Regions from separate parts of the Homo sapiens genome. Here region 2 is linked to region 1. The links are chromatin contacts, found by Hi-C or POLR2A ChIA-PET in ENCODE. All regions are on one chromosome and are shown on one strand. Each heading gives the region's core, a stretch centred on a gene start or an enhancer-like site at or near the end of the contact. The rest is flanking DNA. Distances are from core to core; before and after follow the strand shown.

Region 1 (3,504 bases), core at 729-3,228:
ACCTGAACACCAGAGGGAAGACAACATGGAAAAGTGCCATGTTTGACCTATGATTAATGTGTAATATTAGCAATAATTAAATGTTTATTGTCTTAAACTTCTGAGATTTGGGGTTTGATTGTTATAGTATAACCTAGCTTATTTTCAGGGATTATTACCTTATATAAAACAGCAGATACGCTTCCTCTAATGTGTTTCATTTTTTATAGCACTTTTTTTTCACTTAACATGTATATTTATATATTTATTATCTTTCTTCATCCATGGGAATCTAAGCTCCATATTTTCATTTGTGAATCCCCAGTGTCTAGTTCAGTTATTCTAGTAATTATTATTCAGATGGAAGTTGCAGGAAGAACATCTCAAACTAAGGTGGAAATTCTCCCAAAATGCCAGAGAAGAGATACAAGCTGCTGAATTAGATCAACTTCAATTAATTTTTTTAGCTGGAGGGAAAAGAAATGAATCAAAATGGGAACGACAGTAAATTGGAGGACTAGCTTACTGCACTTGTGTAGTCTTGATCCAATCAGGACAGGGAAACTATAAGTAATTCGAACAGGGCAAGTTTAATATATAGAAACATTAAATATTAAATAGGGTTGGAGTAATGAAGGGTAGGATAGTAAGAGGAAAACTAAATAACAAATGTAAGAAGCAGCCAGAAGTACAAAACAATAACAAAAAGAACTAGGGTTGAGATAGGAAGATCAGAAAAGAGACTTAGCTCCTCTCTTTTTCCCCATCCATGGCTGACATTTAGAACTCATTGGAGGTTATGGTTCTGACTCCCTGCCTGGCAGAGAAGTCACTGTGGTTCTGCACCTGTGGAACTTGCTGAAAATATGTCCTTTAACAGAAATATGTTGACTAAATAGTGTCTTACTGTGGCATTCTACTACAAAACCATCCAAGAAGGTTTGCTGGGGGAATTAAATGCTGGTCTCTATAAACTGCAAGAGCAGGGTGATTAAAAAAAAAAAAAAGCTACCTACATTAGCATGTCAGAACGAGGAAGCAAAAACTCTTTCCTCTTCCAGTGTCTGTCCAGCACCCTCTATTTACACAGCTTGAAGTCATGATAACAAAATAAAATAACTTGTAGATCTTAGATTTACTTTAACAGATCAGACAATGCATTATGAAGTTGGAGCCTAAAAGCAGTAAGTTGATAACTGACATACCGGACAAGAGACCTTGATGATCATTCCAAAGAAGTGAAAAGGGAGTGTAATACTTTTGATAGATGTAGAGCCATTAACAAAGTAGATTGACGGGATTTGATAACAGATTGTGTATGTGATTGAAGAAGAAGGAGAAGTCAAGAACCCCTAGATTGTACTGTGGATGATTGATGCCTTGGAATGTGGAATTCAGAAAGAAAGCAATCTCCTTCTTTGATACTACAAAAACAAACAAACAAAAAGATTCAAAGAGATTTTCAGGGAATGAAGTTAGTGAGTAACATTTAATTCAATACATCAAATTAAAGATATGCATTAAATATCTATATGGAAGTGTCCTCTGGGTAATTGAATATAAAGATCTGGAGTTCAGGAAAGAGATCTAACCTGGGATACAGATTTTTAAATTTTCTACAACATAATTATTAAATATTTCATATAGATGCTAGCAGAGAATTGCTAGGTAACATAATAGAAACTGGATGATATTAGCAAAAGTGCAGTGAAGGCTGCTAAGGACAGGTACCCTAGAGGACACTAATATTTAACGGTACCCTTTTATTCCCTTGGCTTCTGTCAGTTAGGATGTTTAATTCCATTTATACTCTTAGCAGGGTCAGCCCTTATGTAGCACAGGGAGGGTTTGTTCCTAGTTGGGACATTCTATATACCATCTTTTTCTGATTTATAGCAAACCATAACATGCATGCCTTATCCATATGTAGACCATGAATTTTAAAAGCAATTTCTCATACAATGAGTGAATGATGTAAGCTGTCAGGAAGCAACATCATCTCAATAAATCAAGAGTGACATCTGCATGGTGATTCATAGCCCTGGGTAGAATAAACTGGCTCTCTAAGGGTGAAGTTTCTTGGGTAAACATTCTTAAATGAGTTAGTACACCCTCTGGGGAAGTCAGAGAGCTATGGTTAAAAAGTTTATGGGTAAGAAGACCTACAGTCTCCCCTTGATAGCTTGGGTTCTTTCTATATTACCATCACTGTAGTCACAGTTGTGTTGATATTTATAAAGGAAAAAAATGTAAAGAAAACAAAAAGAAAGGAAAAGGAAAAAGCCAAATAAAAAAATCAGTATAAAAAAGATTAGATTTTAAAAAATCACAATTTTCAAAGTAAAATAAAAAAGAAATATTAAAGCAAATAATTTTATGAGTAAACAAATAAAAATATATAATCCAAGATAAAAGTTAAAGCAATGAGATTTAAAGTAAATATTACAATAAATAAGATACATATTTAAAATGTAAAAAAATCATCTTAATGTCATAAGGTAAAATATAAATATGAACCTATCAAATTAATAACCAAATAACTACAAAATATAAAACTGTATGTTTTTTAAAGCTAGTAAAACATAAAATTAATTTTTTAATGAGAATAGAAAACATTAGTTGATGAAATAAATACTAAGGACGTAGAAGGTAGTCCAAGGTGAGTTAATAAAGTATCTTTGAATGGGAGGTTGTCTGGGTACAACTGAAGCAATCAAACATAAGAAGGGACTGGGCATGATGCTCATGTCTGTAATCCCAGCACTTTGAGAGGCTGAGGTTGGTGGATCACTTGAGGTCAGGTTCGAGACCAGCCAACATAGTGAAACCTTGTCTCTACTAAAAATGCAAAAATTAGCCGGGCGTGGTGGTGTGTGCCTGTAGTTCCAGCTACTCAGGAGGCTGAGGCATGAGAATTGCTTGAACCTGGGAGGTGTAGGTTGTAGTGAGCCGAGATTGTCACTGTGCTCCAGCCAGGGCAACAGAGGAAGACTCCATCTAAAAAAATCTTAATAATAAATAAACCAAAAACAGAAGCAGGGCAGGGATATGTACTCTTCTGTATATTTAGTTTCTAATGTGCAGTCCACCACATTGGACTAACCTACCCTAATTACACTGAAGAATGGCATCTAATCTACTTTTAATTCTAGCCTTCATTTTGAGTCAGGAAGACATGAAGACCCCTACTCCCAGTGACCTACTAATACTTAGGCATTAATGAGCCCAAGGCTCTCAGAAACGTCAGCATGCTCAGAAAATCAGAGCAATATGAGATTAACTCATGTATCCCATAAGTCATTGTTTTATACCGAATACAATCACAAAATTATATTTGGAGGAAAAAAGAATTAAAACTTGAATTTAAAAATCTAAAATCTTAGCACATAGTCTTGGCATGGCTTGGGGTGAAAAATTCATATGTGTTTATTATCTATTTATCTCAGAATAACTTGAAGAATAATCTCCCTATGAAGATTATAGACACAGAAGTTTAGGCAATGACCTATGTGTGTTATCAACCTT
Region 2 (3,504 bases), core at 582-3,081, 52 kb after region 1:
GGTATCTACCCAAAGGAAAAAAAGTCATTATATGAAAAAGACACATGCACACAAATGTTTATAGCAGCACAATTCGCAATTGCAAATATGGAACCAACTTAACTGCCCATCAACGAACGAGTGGATGAAGAACATGTGGTATATATACACCATGAAATACTACTTAGCCATAAAAAGGAATAAACTAATGTCTTTTGCAGCAACTTGGATGGACCTCAAGACCATTATTCTAACTGAAGTAACTCAGGAACGGAAAACCAAATATCATATGTTCTCACTTACAAATGGGAGCAAAGTTATAAGGATGCAAATGCATAAGAATGATATAATGGACTTCGAGGACTTAGATGCGGAAGGGTGGGAGGGGATTGAGGGATAAAAGACTACATATAGAGTACAGTGTACACTGGTCGGGTGACAGGTACACCAAAATCTCAGAAATCACCACGAAAGAACATCCATGTGTCCAAAACCCACGTGTACCCCCCAAAAATTTGAAATAAAAATATAAATTAGTTATAAAATAATACTAATAATTTATTGACTCAATGTAGGAAGAGAAACAGTATGGGAATAGAGAAAGAGCCAAAAGGGGGTAAAGATTCATCTAAGGTAAAGTCTGTACCTGGCGCTCCTGAGATGCCATCTTAGCTGCCAGTACCAGGAGCTGGGGAAGGGCTAAAGTTGAACATTAGGAACCAACACTCATATTTACGGGGAGATGGGCACATTGGCCCAATAAAGAGGATTCAGTCAGTATACCAAAACAGATCTACCGCATAGTTTTGGAAATAATCACAAATGTGTACTTAAGATTTTGTGTATAGATGGTCACTACACTGTTAACACTAATTAAAAATTGGTTTTTGGTTCTTATATTGTTTTTTCTTTTAAGTAGTACAACTTTTTTAGTTCAGTAGTATAAGATCTCTATTAATTTGGAATAAAGGATAAATGGAAGAAAAAAATATGAAAACAAGATAGACTTTCATCTCACAAATTTAGTTATTAAGCTGATATTTTTAAATTAAATTGCTAATATATTAAATTACACAAAAACGAAGAATTTAATATGTCTCATATTTGTGTTGTTTTGTATCAGAGCCAGACACACAATTTGAATGACCCAGTGCAAAATGAAAATGTGAAACCCCTTGTTAACAATTATTAAGAATTTCAAAACAGCAACAGCAGAGCCATAAACCATGATGACCTTTTAACTGTGGGGACTGTTTAACTGCACAGATCATATGCCCACAAAATCTGTCCTGCCCTGGGAGCAGACTACAATTTTAAATGGAGAGGATTTCAATTTTGATATATTGCCATGTGCTGGTGATGATTTCTTATGTTAGATAAGTACCTGCATATACAATAAACCCTTTAGATTCTAAATTTGTGGCAGTTTCCCATTTCATTTATTTATTAAATGAGAAGATAATAAATTTAATATTGTAATAAAAGATACGTTTGGAGAATAAATAACTTATAAACTTATATTTAAAAGATATCCACAATTTTTAAAAGTTGAAATATTTTTGGAATGTATACATACAGAATTTATGCTTCTTTACCCTGCAACAATAAAATACAACATTCCAACTCAAAAAAATATATAAAAGGATGGCATAGGGAGCAAGAAAGTGTTTTCTGAAATTAAGATGTTTATCAGTTCTCGATCCATGAATAACATAATCAATGACTAACCATAAAAAATAAGAAAAACTTCAGACAGTTTGTATAAGTCAACAGGAGAAACTCAAAAAACGTGGGGAAAGAAATATGCTGGGCTGTGTTTTATCAGCACAAGAGCAATGAGTCATTTAGGGGATGCTGGAATCTCTTGAGTAAGATCCACTTGACAAAGCATTTATGCCATCTGATGTCACTGTGACTCATGACGAAACTATTATTTTTGAAAACTGGCTTGTTTTCTTTAGCATGAATCACTAACTTGAGTTTTTAAAAATATGTTCATCTTCTAGCCACAGTAGAAACAAAATTAATTTTGAGGAAGGTGAGAATCGAGTAGCCAGGGTGCTTATAGTCTCAAGTCAGGTACCAGGAAGGAAAAGCTCTACTGAGTTCACACATAAAAGGTAGCTGCCGATTGTAGACAATTTTGCCTCCTCTGGCTCCATTCTCTAACAGAGTCTATATTTTTCCACCACCCAATACCTATCGATTTATAACATTAAGCCAGAAAACAAAAAGCCATCCTTCCCCTATAAGACGAGTAATAAGCATTGATAAAATCATTTCATGGATAGAAATTTTGTTAAAAGTTTAGCATTGTGACATTTTAGTCCATCTGCAATTTTCTACTATTTATTCTGAAACTGTCTGTAGACCCAGTTTTGATTCTATTTAATCGTTATGGAATTGTTCCACTCAAATACATAAGGCTGCACACACATACACACACACACACACACCATGCTATTTATACAATTACATTAAGGGATTCCACTTATGTTGAAAATAACAGTGTTACTGTTAACTTGTGTCTTCTTATGTATAACAGATGGTTTACATGTTGTTTTTTAAAGAGTAGATTTGATATAAAGGTAGCTATGAGACTGTACAACTCCCTCTGTGAGTACTGTTGATTTTGATGAATTGGTTCTTTTTTCTCCCAAATGACAATATGTTCAAACAGCTGTTGAACATTCAACCAACAACTATTAGGGTGACCCTACCCTCTGAGGATGTATCATCTTATTCTGAAAATATTCATTCATCTTTTTGGGTTCTCACATCATAATGAATGCATCTGTTATAAATTAATATTATAAAATTAATATTTGTGGAATTATAAGGGCTTCTACCTCTATAGTAAAGATATGTATTTTTAACTTTTTGAAGACTATATGCTACAAGAAAGGATAGTTTCATGAAAATATTGAGTAAAGTTAGGAAATGAATAGTTATGAATGCAAAAACATTAGCTAAACTATTTTCTGAGCTTTTACAATGTATTAGTAGTTTTATATATATGAGTTCATTTTATTTTCTTAAAAACTCCTATGAAGTCAGCACCATTGATATCTCTATTTTAAGGATGAGGAATCTGAGGCTTGAATAATTTTAGTAACTTTTCCAAAGTCCCATAGCTTGAAAGTGAAGGAGAAAAGATTTGACTTTAGGCCTCAGCACCTACGGACTTATGTATTACATTATTATGTAATTCAGAGCCCCCTTTAGTTATTAATTCATATTTTAAACATTTATTATATTGGCCTGTGATGTAGACAGGTATGCTAGAAGCATATTAGAAAATGGTTTGCACATAGTATGTTTTATTGCATCATGTGAGTCCTCACGAGCATTGCAGAAATTTCATATAGGAAGCAACAGCACTAAATTTTATTATCATCTTAACAAAAATTTAACTTGAAATTTTTATAGAAAGCTAAATCTGATAGGCATCCATTGAATGGATAAAGGACATCTATTCCAATTATGGAAATTAAGGGACAAAATAAAGACAGAGAGAAAATACTT

The links. A loop is a pair of places that touch in the nucleus more often than their neighbours do. ChIA-PET counts read pairs that join two places held with the same protein, here RNA polymerase II (POLR2A). Pooled maps may share reads with other maps.
Region 2: a loop to region 1 is called in a map of mammary epithelial cell, with 3 times the contacts of the local background. The contact joins two enhancer-like sites. A Hi-C loop is called at or near these places in 3 of 168 maps with a recorded cell type or tissue (PC-9, endothelial cell of umbilical vein and mammary epithelial cell) and 2 of 50 pooled maps. POLR2A ChIA-PET finds 5 or more read pairs at or near these places in 3 of 52 experiments (HEK293, PC-9 and activated T-cell).

The regions. Positions count from the first base shown.
Region 1 is chr12:86,658,958-86,662,461 of GRCh38, forward strand. It overlaps a transcript of MGAT4C not described here. Among named protein-coding and RNA genes, the nearest start is that of MIR3059, 84 kb to the right of the region's middle. Within about 2 kb of position 1,979, at least 2 of the 41 ENCODE cell types and tissues checked have a DNase peak (open chromatin) inside an H3K27ac peak, as active enhancers do; they include PC-9, where a contact is called at or near this core.
Region 2 is chr12:86,710,685-86,714,188 of GRCh38, forward strand. It overlaps a transcript of MGAT4C not described here. Among named protein-coding and RNA genes, the nearest start is that of MIR3059, 33 kb to the right of the region's middle. Within about 2 kb of position 1,832, at least 4 of the 41 ENCODE cell types and tissues checked have a DNase peak (open chromatin) inside an H3K27ac peak, as active enhancers do; they include PC-9, where a contact is called at or near this core.